Linked DNA regions of Mus musculus: region 2 is linked to region 1. The links are chromatin contacts, found by Hi-C or POLR2A ChIA-PET in ENCODE. All regions are on one chromosome and are shown on one strand. The core of a region is the stretch at or near the end of the contact, and the rest is flanking DNA. Distances in the headings are between cores, read along the strand shown.

What was found. Hi-C counts contacts between places; a loop is a spot of excess contacts on that map. ChIA-PET counts read pairs that join two places held with the same protein, here RNA polymerase II (POLR2A).
Region 2: a loop to region 1 is called in a map of heart, with 4 times the contacts of the local background. The contact joins the promoter of Cpt2 here to the promoter of Czib in region 1. A Hi-C loop is called at or near these places in 4 of 37 maps with a recorded cell type or tissue (gastrocnemius and heart). POLR2A ChIA-PET finds 5 or more read pairs at or near these places in 3 of 5 experiments (Patski and embryonic stem cell).

What each region holds. Positions count from the first base shown.
Region 1 is chr4:107,885,547-107,892,482 of GRCm38, forward strand. It overlaps Czib (CXXC motif containing zinc binding protein), which reads left to right and starts at 4,280. Exons shown (of 8, transcript NM_001347160.1): 1 at 4,280-4,350; 2 at 4,573-4,656; 3 at 5,919-5,975; 4 at 6,409-6,490; 5 at 6,676-6,707. The coding sequence starts at 4,345. Magoh (mago homolog, exon junction complex core component) reads left to right here. Exons shown (of 5, transcript NM_001282737.1): 5 at 1,631-1,878. The coding sequence ends at 1,730.
Region 2 is chr4:107,921,935-107,929,090 of GRCm38, forward strand. Cpt2 (carnitine palmitoyltransferase 2) reads right to left here and starts at 1,655. Exons shown (of 5, transcript NM_009949.2): 1 at 1,381-1,655. The coding sequence starts at 1,532.

The DNA of each region.
Region 1 (6,936 bases), core at 3,030-5,529:
TCATGGCTGAGCCCACAAATGCAGATAGAGTTGGGCCAGTTGTATTTTCAGAAGTTGCTTCTTGTAGTTAATGTAGTTACTACTTCTCAGTGACATGGAAGAATAAATAGTGACAGCTGCTTCTCAGTGACATGGAGGAATGTGTAGTGACAACCAGAAGAGGAAATGACATGAGGCCACACAGTGCTGTGTGACCCTCACTGGGCGAACAGCTTCTCTGTGCTGACTGTTCGGACTAGCTCATCTTAGTCTTGGTGAAATTTGAAATCTTGCATCTAAGTTTTAAAATGCATGTTGCCAATGGTGTGACTTCTAACACTAGGATGTGATTCTATTTGCTATAAAGAACCTTAGAATTTGGCAGGCTCTCTGCTTTCTGGACACACTTGTCAGTGCTGCTTGCTACTTTAAATTTTCTTCTTCAACTCTTAGAACAATAGATGGTCATTGTAGAAAATACAGGAGCTATAGAAAAGAGAAAGGGGGAGTTCTTTCATATCCTTAATAGACAGCCAGTGATAACATCTTTTTGGTTTCAGAAAGGCTCTTATTATCTAGCTATGACTGTCCAGGAACTCAGCTATAGTGGTCAGGCCAGCCTTGAACTTTGAATAGAAGCATGTGTGTCTCCTCTGCCCAGCTCTACCTAACATCTCCACGTGTAATGTCTTAGTCTTAGAGAGCACCAGGAGCTGAGGCAGGTGGTGCATGCTTGTAATCTCCAGTACTCGGGAGGAATAGCGCAGAAGATCAGCTCACGCTGCGAACCCGAGATTGTGTTACTTACTTTGAAATACCCTGCCTTTAGGTGTGGTGTGGCTCAGCCTTAGCACACACCTGTAATCCAGGAGCTTTCCGCTTGAATATTATAAACATGATTAAGTCGACCATAGGCCAAAAGGCAGAGCAATCAGTTGACAGAGAGTGAACATAGGAAAAAACTAGAGAGTAACAGGGAGTTGGGAGAGCTGAGAGGTGCAGGACGTAGAAGGGAGGGGCATCCAGTTTGAAGGAGGAGCTTCGGAGACGCTTCTAGGACATTGGTTGATGAGGAACGTCAGCTGGGCGCTTTCTCTGCCCCTCTGAGCTTTCACTCCAGTATCTGGCTCTTGGAGGCTTCATTGATAAAACCAAACAATTCAGATTTTGTTTTAAAGAAACAACATAGGAATCTCATGATTGAGCCATTCTGATGTGTGTATATATATAACAAGACCCAGCCTCAAAAACAAACAACTTTTAGCCCCCTCACCCTGTGTTGGGGTGGAGGTAGAACTCTTTGTTTAGGTTTGTGGTACTAGGAGTTGAACATAGAGCATCTATCCATCACTGACCTGGTTTCCAGCTCTATGTATAGTTTTGTTTTAAAAGCACAAGAGACAAAATCTGTTTTAGAAATCACAGTTTTTCCCCTAAACTTTATATATTTTCACAGTAAAAACAGCATGGCTTCCTAATATATCATTTTAGTAAGTGGCCCTTGTTAATGGACATGTGCTTCCTCAGGGTTTATTACTGTAAATATCTTTATAAGGAGCATTTTTATAGTAATCGGGGTTATTAATTTTTTTTTGGTATTTGCCAGTTTTCCTCTGCTTCTTAAACATTTTGGTTTTCTTTTGTGTTTTAGGGATCCGGAAGGCTTGCGAGTATTTTATTATCTTGTCCAGGACCTGAAGTGTTTAGTCTTCAGTCTGATTGGATTACACTTCAAGATTAAACCAATCTAGATATTGGATATTGTGGACACAAGGCGGGTGGGAGTTTTTAGTTACCATAATTAGGATTTTTTTTCTGTATATTGGGGCAATTTTTATAAACAATAAATGATGATCTTTAATAAATGCGATAACATCTTTTTTTGTTATTTTTCTAAACACCTGAATATGTGAATTCTCAGTCTGTAAGATACAAACATTCTGTGGGAGACTTGACAAAGCAAAGAAAAAAACAAACCTAAGCAACTAAGAACTGCCATTTACAGGAAATGATGGGGAAAGGTTTAAAAATTCAGTGAGGGCCAAGGAGATGGTTCTGGCAGGAAAAGCTTTAATGCATAAACTTGACCACTACCCACAGCCCTGGGACCTATGCTGGGCCTGGACTAAGCCACCCAGGAGCAGAAAGCGATCCTGTCTGAGCAAGGTGGAAGGCAAGAACTGACTCAGAACTTCCACCCCTTTGCTGTGCCATGGGTGTGCGCTAGCACACACACTGCTGAATATTTTTTTCAATACATTGAAGTTGAGAACCCCATTAGCAATATTCTAGGACAAGGTACCTGGGTTTTGTTTTGACCACGCCTCCCCTCCCTTTCCTGTCCAGGATGACTTTGAACTTGGGATCTGTCTCCCAAGTGCTGGGATTTTAGGCAGGTGCCACCACACATAGTTCAACCTGGATTTTTAAGTTTCAAGGGAAATGGAAACCCTGAAGATTTACAAGATGACTAATTGCTGGAGTTATAGCTCAGTAGTAAAACACCTGACTAGCATTCATAGCTTCTTGGGCATAAAATTTTATTGTGGTTGGGCATTTATTTTTTATTTATGTATATGGGTACATTGTAGCTATCTTCAGACACACCAGAAGAGGGCATCAGATCCCATTACAGATGGTTGTGAGCCACCATGTGGTTACTGGGAATTGAACTCATGACTTGTAGAAGAGCAGTCAGTGCTCTTAACCACTGAGCCATCTCTCCAGCCAATGGCTGGGCTTTTTAACATATCCTTTATTTCCGTATGAAGGAAAACTGTTCAATAGGTAGATTGGCAGGAACTTTCTCTTGCCATTACTTAAATTTCATGGCTTGCTGAAAATAGCTGATTAGATGGCATCAGAAGGAATGGGACTTGATAGGGTTCATTGGTCTGAAGGGACACGAGCCTAAATACATATCCTTAGAGACATTCCATTCTGAGACAAGGTCCCAAGCATCCTCAAGACTTTTCATACTCCGTTAGGGATATCATTAATATGTGACATGTCAGGATGCCAGACTTCTGAGACACTTAAAGACCAGTCTGGTGGTGTCCAACAGGCAGGGGGATGGCTCAGCGGTTAAGAGAACTTGCTGCTGTAGTAGATGACCTCATTTCTGTTCCTAACATCCATAGGGTGGCTCTATCAGTGTGTCACAGAGTGTTGCGGCCGGCTCACATGTCTGGGTTCTAGCCTGGGAGGCATCTTGGAATCTGGAAGAGAAGAGGGAGCTAGGCGGCGGGAGAGAGAATGGAACCAAGACAACTAGTCTGCTCAAGGTTCAATTTTACTATTCCCAGGCACTGGTTTATGAAGAAGGGGAAGGAACCCATTCCCGCCAAATCATCCTTGGAGTCCAGTTTCAGGTGACAACTTGATTAACTCCGGAACTGCTAGGCGGCAGGCAGTAGCAGTGGGAGTGGTAGAACGATAAGGTGGCAGGCTCCAACCCCCCCCCCCATGCTCTCTTCGTGCTATCAGTGAAACCTGTTCAGCCAGGTTTCAGGCTGAGGGGGGGGAGGGTACAAGAGGGTTATTTATGGTGCCCTCTTTTAGCCTTGGTGGGAGCTGCATGCATGTGGAGCACATACATACTACCTGCCAAAACCAAAATAAAATTTAAAAAGACTGGGCCATAAAAGTGGGAGCCAAGCATGGTGACACACGCCTTTAATCCCAGCATTCGAGAGGCAGAGGCAGGTGGATCTCTTTTGAGTTCGAGGCCAGCCAGGTCTACAAAGCGAGTCTAGGAGAGCCAGGGCTATAATTACACAGAGAAACCCTGTCTCTAAAAAATAAAAATGGGGCATGTTTTCGAATGTTGGTGCTCCCAGCTCCTGCAGTGTCGGTTAAATATATGACTAAGGTGGGGGAAAGTCAGCTCTGTTCAGGCATAGCTACCACGAGGACATGGACACAGGGCAACCCTGTGGGAAAAGTCGCAGCATCAAATCGTGTACATCCAGTGGGCAGTTTAGAGGGCGACTACCCATCATCTGGGAGGCTGCAGCGTAATCTGAGCCTCAGGACCACAGGTAGTGAGAAGTCGGATAGAGAACCGAGAGCCTAGAGAGGTCTGGCAGAGGTTTCCAGCCCGACTATCTTGCCTGCTCAGTGAAGGCACAGATTGAGAATCAGGAACCATCTCTGGCATTTGCGTTTACATCGGTTCCAGCAAACCTACCGAAAACAGCCGAGCCCGGCAGGTTAAGGAGGGACAAGCTAGAAAACGCCAGCCTACAGTACCACTCACTAACGCCCCGCTCCCCGCCCACCCGCACTGAGGCTGCGCGGCGACGCCGGCCTTTTACGACGGGTCGGAAAGCAGCTGTCGCAGCGACTTAACGTGGACCGGCAGCTATGGGGGTAAGGAGAGGCTAGTCGCCATTGGGGCATCCCGTCTGGTAGTAGCCCAGTGAGAGATGGGTCCGAGGCGGCGAGGGGCTCAGAGTGGCGAGCTCAGAGCAGGAGAGAATGGAAGGCGTGAGGCTCGGGTGGCGGGGCTTGAGTCGGGAGGGGCGGGGTGGGGCGTGGCACGCAGCTGAGCGGACGAGGCCTTGCACTCAGCGTGTCCCGCCCTCTTCTCAGAAAATCGCACTGCAGCTCAAAGCCACGCTGGAGAACGTCACGAACCTTCGGCCAGTGGGCGAGGACTTCCGGTGGTACCTGAAGGTGCGACGGAAGGCGGGTTCCTCTAGGGAAGGGAGGAGCATCCGGAGGCAGTGGGGCATCTTAGGGCTCAGGGCCCAGCCTTGATCACAGTGTTGAACTGGGAGCTTTTCTAAAAGTTCCACCGGGTCTGAGGTGCTTAACCAGGCATCTAAGTGAGATCTTCAGGATGGAATTTTAGATTTTATTTTTATTGATTAAACGTTAGTCTTATGTAATCTAGGCTGGCCTTGCGCTCTTTATGTAGCGAGGGATGACTTTGAACTCCTGATCTTCTTACTAGGATTACAGATGTTCGGCCTCCTCACACGGTGGAGTTTTGTGGTTTTATCCCTCTTCTGTTCTGGCGGGTATATCTGAATTTGGGGCCTCACGCTAGCACTCTCCTGATGTGAAATCCTTCCAGCTCTTAGTTTATAAACATACACGGAACAAAATATCATTTGAAGGGACCCTGTGCTTACTTAATATAGTGAATAAACCCACCTTGTTTTATTTGCTGGCTTTACTTATTGGGAAAGTTGGCCACCCTTTGACCTCACACAGTGCTAGTAAACTGGGTAGGTACCCTGCCCTAGAGGCCCAAACAGTGTGACACCCTTCATCGTCCCAGGCTGTGCTTTATTCTCCTAGTCTATCTCAGTGCCTCACATACCCAACCAAAGCCATAACTGATCACTCTTATTCCGCCACCCCCGCCCCAGCACTAGACAAGTGCAACACCATCGCACCCACAGCTCCTATTTCAAAATGTTTGGAGCAGGAGTTCCAGGGCCCATCTGAAGAACTTTGACTTGAAGAAACACAGAATAACAAAGGAGAGAGAAACAGAAACAAAATGACAACCCGTTAACCCCAGACTCAGGACCCCTAAGCACAGAACCAACCAGCAGAGTTGCTGGGGGCTTGAGACAACCTGGAGTCCCCAGCCAAATGGCACAGATTCTAGAGGAGGGCAGGGGTGCCAACATCAGAAACACCTTGTTCTTACTTGGAGATAAATCGGCTCATGTCCCTATTGGATGCTGTAAGAATCCCCTAGAAGATAGGATGGGTCTAGAGGCACTCACTTGTATCCCAGTACTTGGAAAGCAGAGGCAGGAAGATCTCAGGTTCAAACACATTTGGGCTACACAGTGAGAGTGCATCTAAGATAAATTAAGAGAAGGCAGTAGGCTATGAGCTGGCCTTACACCGTGCTTCCCCTTCCCCTGTGTCTAAGGAAGCTACCTGCTCAACTAATAATACTCTTTTCCTTCCCCAAGATGAAATGTGGCAACTGTGGTGAGATTTCAGAGAAGTGGCAATACATCCGGCTGATGGTAATGGTCCCTACCACATGCTCCTGGGCAGAAAATTGGGGAAATTGGATTTCATCTTTCTTTCCTTTAGCCACTTGGGGGGGGGGGCACGGCAGGTGTTGAGAGAGCACCAATGTGACCCTCGCAGGGAACAACAGACATCTTTGAGGCAGAGTTCAAAATCAAGAGGGACTTTTTTTCTCAACCAGGGGAAGACTCCTTAGGCTTCTGCCCCACCCAGGGGATTGAATCCAGGGCTTTGCATATCTCTACTACTACTCTACTGAGCATGCTCTACTACTGAGCTCTCCTCAACCCTCTTGTCACTTGTCAGCAAGTGACTCACTTCTGTGGTCTTAGTCTGTTCCACTGGATGAGGTGGTGGGATGAGATCTCTCTGGGACCCTTACGTCTAGCTGTTACATGACTAGAAATTCTGTTTGCTTCTTGTCAGGACAGCGTGGCGCTGAAAGGAGGCCGAGGCAGTGCCTCCATGGTCCAGAAGTGCAAGCTATGTGCACGGGAAAACTCTATTGGTAGGTCGGGTGCTGCCTACCAGGCTCTTCCAGGGTGACTGGAAGCAGGCTTGTGTTGTCAAGGGGTGGACCTAGGTGTGAAATACTAAAACCTGTGCAGGTCTCTCTCTTTCCCAGGCTGTGTCTGGGCACCTGAGTGGAGTCTGGGTAGAGATTCAAGTCAACTTTTCCTTTTTATATTTCAGACATTTTGAGCAGCACCATCAAGGCTTACAACGTAAGTTTCCTGCTGTAGTGTCAGGGATGGTGGGATTAAATCTGAACTGATGGCTAGGAGTGGGGTCGAGAGTAGCTGCATCAGAGTGGCCTGCCCCTGGACATGGTCCCATGTATTTAACTCTTTGTTTTGCTTAAGACTAGGTCTCACTAGGTAGCCCAGGCTTGGCTCAAACTCATACTCCTGTTTCAGCCTCCTGAATGCTGAGAGGCCAGGTACTTGACACCAC
Region 2 (7,156 bases), core at 405-2,904, 34 kb after region 1:
AAACTATGTTGAATATTCTTACAGTTTTCCAATTCTAAACTACCGACAGTCCACCTGATCTTAAACCTGGGTAAGGCACAGGCCTGCCTGAAAGTCAGTGCCCATCTGACTCAGCAAATGAAAACTCTCTTTCCCAAGCCCTCACCTTTCCCCTACATATTAATGCAGCTCACACAGGCTGTCTGGAGAAGCCAGGTCACACCCTCATCCTGCAATAGCAAAGTCCCTTTCTCTTTCCCCCTCCGTCCTGCTGAATTCAGATAACCTCACTGTAGCTGGTCTCACACATAAGCACACTGGGTTCTTGCTGAGAAGGCACGGTGGGCAGATGACACTGGGTTAAATAACTGCTGGACACGGAGGAAAACAAACCCCACAGCAGGGAACAATACCATGGTACAATGTGTGTCTTTTCCCGGATGGAGCAGGAAGGATCACTGGCAGCTGGGCCAGGACAGTGAGGGGGATTTGAAACAGGTTTGGAGCTTGGTTTGGGAAATAAACAATGAATGCAAAGACAATTTAGGTTTGGCTTAGAGTGAAGGTAATTTCTATTCTGGCAACCTAGAACAAAGCTGAGAGATCAACGAGAAAACTAGACTCCAGATTTAAGGAAGTACTGGGTATTGGGGACAGGGGGTGACGGACATGGAGGAACACTTATTAGGGCTGTTTGAATAGGTCAGGTAGTGTGGGTGAGGTGTTGGGGACCACCCGAAAGAGTGCTGAGGAAGGTTTGGTGGGTATGAAAAAGTTCTAGGTTAAGGCTGACCTTAGAAGATGGAGCAGAAGATGGAGAATGCTAAAATGAGGATAAAGATGTGCTTGCAGCAACGATGGGACACTACCAGAACAGGTACTGGAAGAGGAGTGGGCTGGGTGTTCTCAGCAACAGGTAAAGGTGAATAGGGGACACTGACCCGAGGGAGACCCATGTTAGGAACTGGCTATCCTCCCTCAATGGGGGTGCCCTATATCTTTAATCTCAGCACTCTACAGGCAGAAGCAAGAGGATCTCTAATAGGCCATCCTGGTCTACAGAGCTAGTTCTAGGGCACACAAACCCTCAAAACAAAACAAGGAATTGACCACCCTAGTAGAAAGGATTCGGGTGATTTTCAGGCATTAAGTGTGTAGGGCTCAGGATAGCTGTCTGAAAGATTAATGGAGCGGGCAGGAGTTTGTAGGATTCAAGATGAACTTGTAGACGGGAGGGTTGCGGAGGAGACTTTAAAGTTTCTGAATCTTCTGAGCCAGGGAATTTTCAAAGTCTCAGGCTTTCCAAGCTGGGGAATGTGACTGCCTCCAGGGCCGGAGGTTCAGGGCAAGTCCTAAGCACCAGGAGTCGGGTCTGGGCCGGGGCCAGGAGGCTGGGCTCACCTGGGCAGGCTGTCCTGGTAGTGCATGGTGGGTACGATGCTGTGCTGCAGATACTCGGCGGGCCCCGAGACAGCACTTAAGGGCCGACTAGGGGCTCCCAGGACAAGCGAGGGGCACCGGGGCCAGTCACGCAACAGCAGGCGCGGCATCATCGTCCCGGGCGGCAATGGCGGCTTGAGGACGCGGTGGCTGAGGGAGTTCCCGAGCAAGCAGGCCGCTGCCCTCAGGCCCGGGACACCCGTAGAGACTTAACGTCCAGTTCAACTCCGCCCACAGGGGCACTTCCGGGCACCGATAGGCGGTGGCCCCGCCCACACTTGGCCTCTCCCAGAGCCCGCCCACATCGTGGCCACGCCCAAGAGGCGGCCACGCCCACCTGGGCCGGAAGCGGTCTCTAAACTATAGTAAGCCCAGCTTCTTGCCCGAAGGTGGCAGGCATGTAACTCTGAAGCTAACCTCTTTTCCTTTCACAGAACTGGATAGAAATCAAAAGTAGAGAAAAAAGAAACGCTGAAACTTGGCATTTGGCAGACCTATCCTTGTCAAGGCTTGGTCTCTAGAGACCAAGAACATTTCAAACCTTTGTCTTCTAAGTAGAGAACAAGATCAACAAACGCCTCCACAGTTCTAGATTTACTGAACAATAGTCATACTTATTTCACCAATATAATTTGTTAGGCAGAATACTTTACTCATACTAGGTCCGTGTAGCATTCCCCAAGCCTGAAGTCTTTGAAGTGTGTGGCTTCGCGGGGCGGGGGGGGGTGGGGGTGGGGTGGGGTGGGGGGGGGATAGGGAACTTTCGGGATAGCATTTGAAATGTAAAGAAAATATCTAATAAAAATATTATTAAAAATGTATAACTGGAAATTGGGGGTGCATGCCTGTAATCTGAAGGAGAGGCAGAGGCAGAGTGTCAAGAATTCTAGCCTATATTCAGCTACATAGCGAGTTGGAAGCCATCCTGGGCTACACGGGACTGTGTCTTAATCAAAACAAGAGGAAGGAAGGAAAAAGAATGTACAGGAACCAGAAATGAGCATCCTTTTTCAGATTGAATATTTCAAAGGAAAAAAACAAAACAGGTTCCCTACCAAGAGGAAACCCTTGTCCTCTAGTTCTGGGTGTCTTTTAGCCTCAGTCCACCGTAGGAGGCTACCTGTCAGCACACATGGGTCCTGAAGTCCCAAACTTTTCAGGAATTCAAAGATTCTTGAACGTGAACATCCCCATCCATCGCTAAACCACCACAGGCAAGCAACATATACCATACCCCTCTGGTCTCTGCCTCATCTGTAGCTAAAGAAGTAATAGGTTCTGCTACCACTTATTTTACATAGTGAATTATTCTCACTTGAAGCACAACAGAATTCCATTCTGGAAACACAACCTTCCTTTAGCTCCAGCTGTCTGTCAGGACCCTGTAGATCTGAAGCAGCCAAGTACATTTTGTCTGTTCCATAAGTAGGTAGGCAGAGCCATGAGCTGGAACACATCCCAAAGGGCACTGGATTTGGAGTTCAGGGGACCTGAGTTTGTTTCTCGGGCTCTGTCCTTATTTAGATGACCAGCAGTTAAACAGGAAACTCACTTACCAGCTCCATACTGAAGAACTTTTCTTCATTGACTGAAGAGCTAAGCACAGAATTCAAAGCTAGTGGGAACCAGGGATGTAACTCAGTGGGCAGGGTGTTTGCCTAGCATGCATGAAACCCTAGGTTTGATCCCTAGTATCACATAAACCAACCAAATATGGTGGTGCATGCCTGTAATCCCAGCACTGGGAAGGTGGAGGCCTGAGAATTGATTCGATGTTGACGGGTGGGATGGCTCAGGGAGTAAGGTCCTTGGCACTGATGATGATCTGAGTTAAGTCCCTGAGACACAATGGTGGAAAAGGAGAACAGACTTGTGAAGGATGTCCTCTGACCTCCACACACAACATAATAAAATGGCAATTTTAAAACAAAATTTTAAAAATACCAAACTTCTAATTTTCCTCCCTTGAGAACAGACCTATCTGGCCCAAATTCAAAGTATCAGAATCTCTTGTCTGTACTGTAGAGTGTCATAGGAAGAATATAAAATCCTTTCTGAAAAAGTTCATTTGTCAGGCCAGGAATGCTGGCCTTTAATCCCAGCCCTTGGGAAGCAGAGGGAAACGATTCTGTGTGAGTTCGAGGCCAGCCTGGTCTACAGAGTGAGTTCCAGGATATCCAGGGCTACACAGAGAAACTGTCTCAAAAACAAAAGATCAGTTGTCTCCAAATCCTAGTAGTTTTCAAAACCTTGAAACCTGTGGGGATACTGTCGTCCCTTGAGTGGCGCACCACAAAAGTGACTGAGCCACAAAAGCCATCAAAGTGAACGTTCTTAGAAACAAGAGACTTTAACTAGAGAGGAGGAGAAAGAGTTCACACTTCAACGAAAAGATCCAGCTGGTAAAGGGAGACCGAACCCAGCATAAGTAAACAGCCAAGTAGTCAAAGAAATGAGAAAGTGGTACCTAGAATCGGCTGGGCTTGAGTCCTGAGTTGCCAAGTTCCACCAGGCTTTACCTAGAACAAACACTGCATGACAGTATGGTTGTTAAAGGAGAACCCTAAGTGCAGGGGGAACTTAACCAAGCAGGCCCACTGTCTACTGGACTCTCCCCATGTTTCCACACTCACCCATGATGACTGTACGCCTAGATGGGATTCCACTGTTGCAGATGTCCCTCAAACACTTTGGGACAGGGACGTACTAGAGGACATGGGTGTCATCCTTACAATGGGCGATCAGGCCTTCTTTGATGACATTGTGGAACATGAACAACTGGGCCTAACTGGCCTCCTAAAGGGGATCACCACCAATCCTAAGGGACACTGCCCACCCAGAGCCTCCTTCCATCATGGTATCTGACCCCATACTGCTGGCCTGGCTGTCAGATGTCAATATCTGGGTAGATCAATGGCCAATCATTGAACCAAAATTTTTCTCTCTCAAAGAACTGATTGAGGGAAAACTTAAACTTGGTCTCATAGAACCCTTGACCAGTAGACCCTCATCTTTGTCATAAAAAAAAAAGAAGTCAAGAAAATATAGACTCTTACAAGATCTGAGAGCTATCAATGAACAAATGGAAGAAATGAGGATGGTTCAGGTGGGAATGCCTCATCCTGGTGCCCTCCCACCCTTCTGTCACAGGCTAGTGATGGAGATCAAGGGCTGTCTTTTCCAAATCCCCTGGCACCTAGGACAGATGTGGCTTTGCCTTTACAGTGTGGGAACCTAATATGCAAAACCCAGCTAGGAGACACCAATGGACAGTTCTCCCACAGGGAATGAAAAATAGTCCCACCATCTGCCAGCCTTATGTGACTGAGGCACTACAGGCCTTGCAAACATCTTGCAAGATCTTGTGCCACCTGCACCCCAAAAGTTATTTTGATCGTCCACTATATGGACAATATTATGCTGGCACATCCTGATTCATCTCTTTCACAAGGAACTACCTCACAGCTCCTGAAAGACTGAGAAGAGCTTAATCTGTGGGTTGTGCCCCCTCCCCCCAAAAACTCAGTGCCCCCATATGCCTTTCTGGGATTCTCCATTTCTAAGCAGATTAGACCCCTGACTTCTCTATTTCTCAGACCTACTCCCTCGTGGGGCTTCAACAGCTGTATGGGACTATGAATTGGGTAAAGCCATTTCTCCTGACCCCCAATCAAGAGATGAGAAGTCTCTTCTCACTATTGGAAGGTCCTGAAAGCCCCTCAGCTAAGATCATCCCTACCCAGGATGCTAAGAGACTCCTGCAGAAGGTAATAACCTGCTTGTCTTGCCTTAAGAGACATAACCCTTTGAGGCCTTTGCTGGCAATAACTATGTGGACCATGGAGGGTCTCCTAGGGGCCCTGTGGCAAAATAGCCTCCTCATGTAGTTGCACCAAGATCACTCAGAAATACATAAGATCACCTCCAAATATGAAATCGCCTTTACTTGCTCTTAAGGTGAGGGGCTTGGTGAGAATTTATAATAAGGAACCTGATAAGACAATACAGTCCCTTTTCTCTTAAGCACTCAGTCTTTTTTTTTTAAGATTTATTTTATTTATTATATGTGAGTACACTGTAGCTGTCTTCAGACACCAGAAGAGAGTATCAGGTCTTGTTCTAGACGGTTGTGAGCTACCATGTGGTTGCTGGGAATTGAACTCAGGACCTCCGGAAGAGCCGTCAGTGCTCATAACCGCTGAGCCATCGCTCCAGCCACACTCTCAGTCTTTATGAGCAGATTCCCTTAGTTGTCACGAAATGATGGCAGGCTTCCAGGACACTCTCGATAACCACCCACCCCAGATAACCATCTGATGGCCCTTCCCCATTTACCTATTGAAATTAAGCCCTACAGCCTATCCAGTTCTAGCCTGATCCCTAAGGCACTGTGGCCTTCTCAAATGCCAACAAACAAAGACACGGATTTTACTACAGAGACCAGGCTTTAAGGCTATACTCACATCCTTCCAAACCCTGGATCAGTCCAATGAGGGGAGTTGTTAGGGCTCCTGAGGATCTCTGAACTCTGTCAGGCTGATCCTGTTAATATATTTTCTGACAGCCAATATGCAGTACAGGTTGTTCGAACGCTATCATTCTTCTACATAAAAGATCAGAATCACCCCATACATGTCCCTATGAATCCCTTAAGGAGCCCTTGAGCATAGGGCACCATGGTTCATTTCTCACATCAGATCCCACTCCAGGCTGCCAGGAATCTTGGCTAAGGGCAGGGATATGACTGACTTAATGATAATGACTGTTGACCAGGGGCTCTTGGAACAGGTGAGAGCACTGCATCAACAATTTCACCTTTCCCCACAAAACTTACACAAGCTCTTGCCAGATTATCCATGAAACAACAAAAACATCTTGCAAGATCTTGTGCCACCTGCACCCCATTTGCACCATTGGAGTCCCTCAATTGGGGAGATGTCAAGCCAAGAGAATTACTCTCCAATGCTATGTGGCAGATGGGTGACTTACTATACCTATTGGTAATCTTAGATATGTACATGTTATTGTAGATACTTGCTCTTTCTTTGTATATGCTGTGGCCTTGGTGGGAGAAACAGCCTCCCATGCCATCAAAGCTATGAAATCTGCTATGTTAGATTATGGGTATGCCTTGGACTTTGAAGACAGATAATGACCCCGCCTATGTCTCTCAACAATTCAATGAGTTTGCTGCCTCATAGGAGACTAACCATACTTTTGGGATTCCCTGTAACCCTCAAGGCCAGGGGATAGTAGAAAGGTCCACTCGGACTCTAAAGGACTTGCTGACTCAATTTACCTTCCCAGAGTCCAAATGTGACCTCACCTAGCCCAGGCAGAGCCCTGTTTCACCTAAACTTCCTCACCTTTGATGATCAGGGATAAAGCCTTGCCTATAAATACTGGACTTTCCTGCCCTGGAATGCCCCTCTGTCATTGGTACAATGGAGAGAGCTCCTAACATCACAATGGCAGTCACCTGCTCTCTTGCTGACATGGGGGCGAAGATATGCAAGTGTTTTTCCTCAGGACTCCACAATACCATGATGGGTGCCAGTAAGAAACATGCTGATAAGCCCTGGAAAAGAGGAAGTGGCACTTGTTAGACCTATGTCTCTGCTTGCTTGTGATCCCCATTTTAGTGCCATTTGCCTTATTCCCTATCAAGTACAATTATTCCCCAGGACTGTGAACAACTGGCCCATTACATTAAGGGAACTTGATCCAACAAATTCTT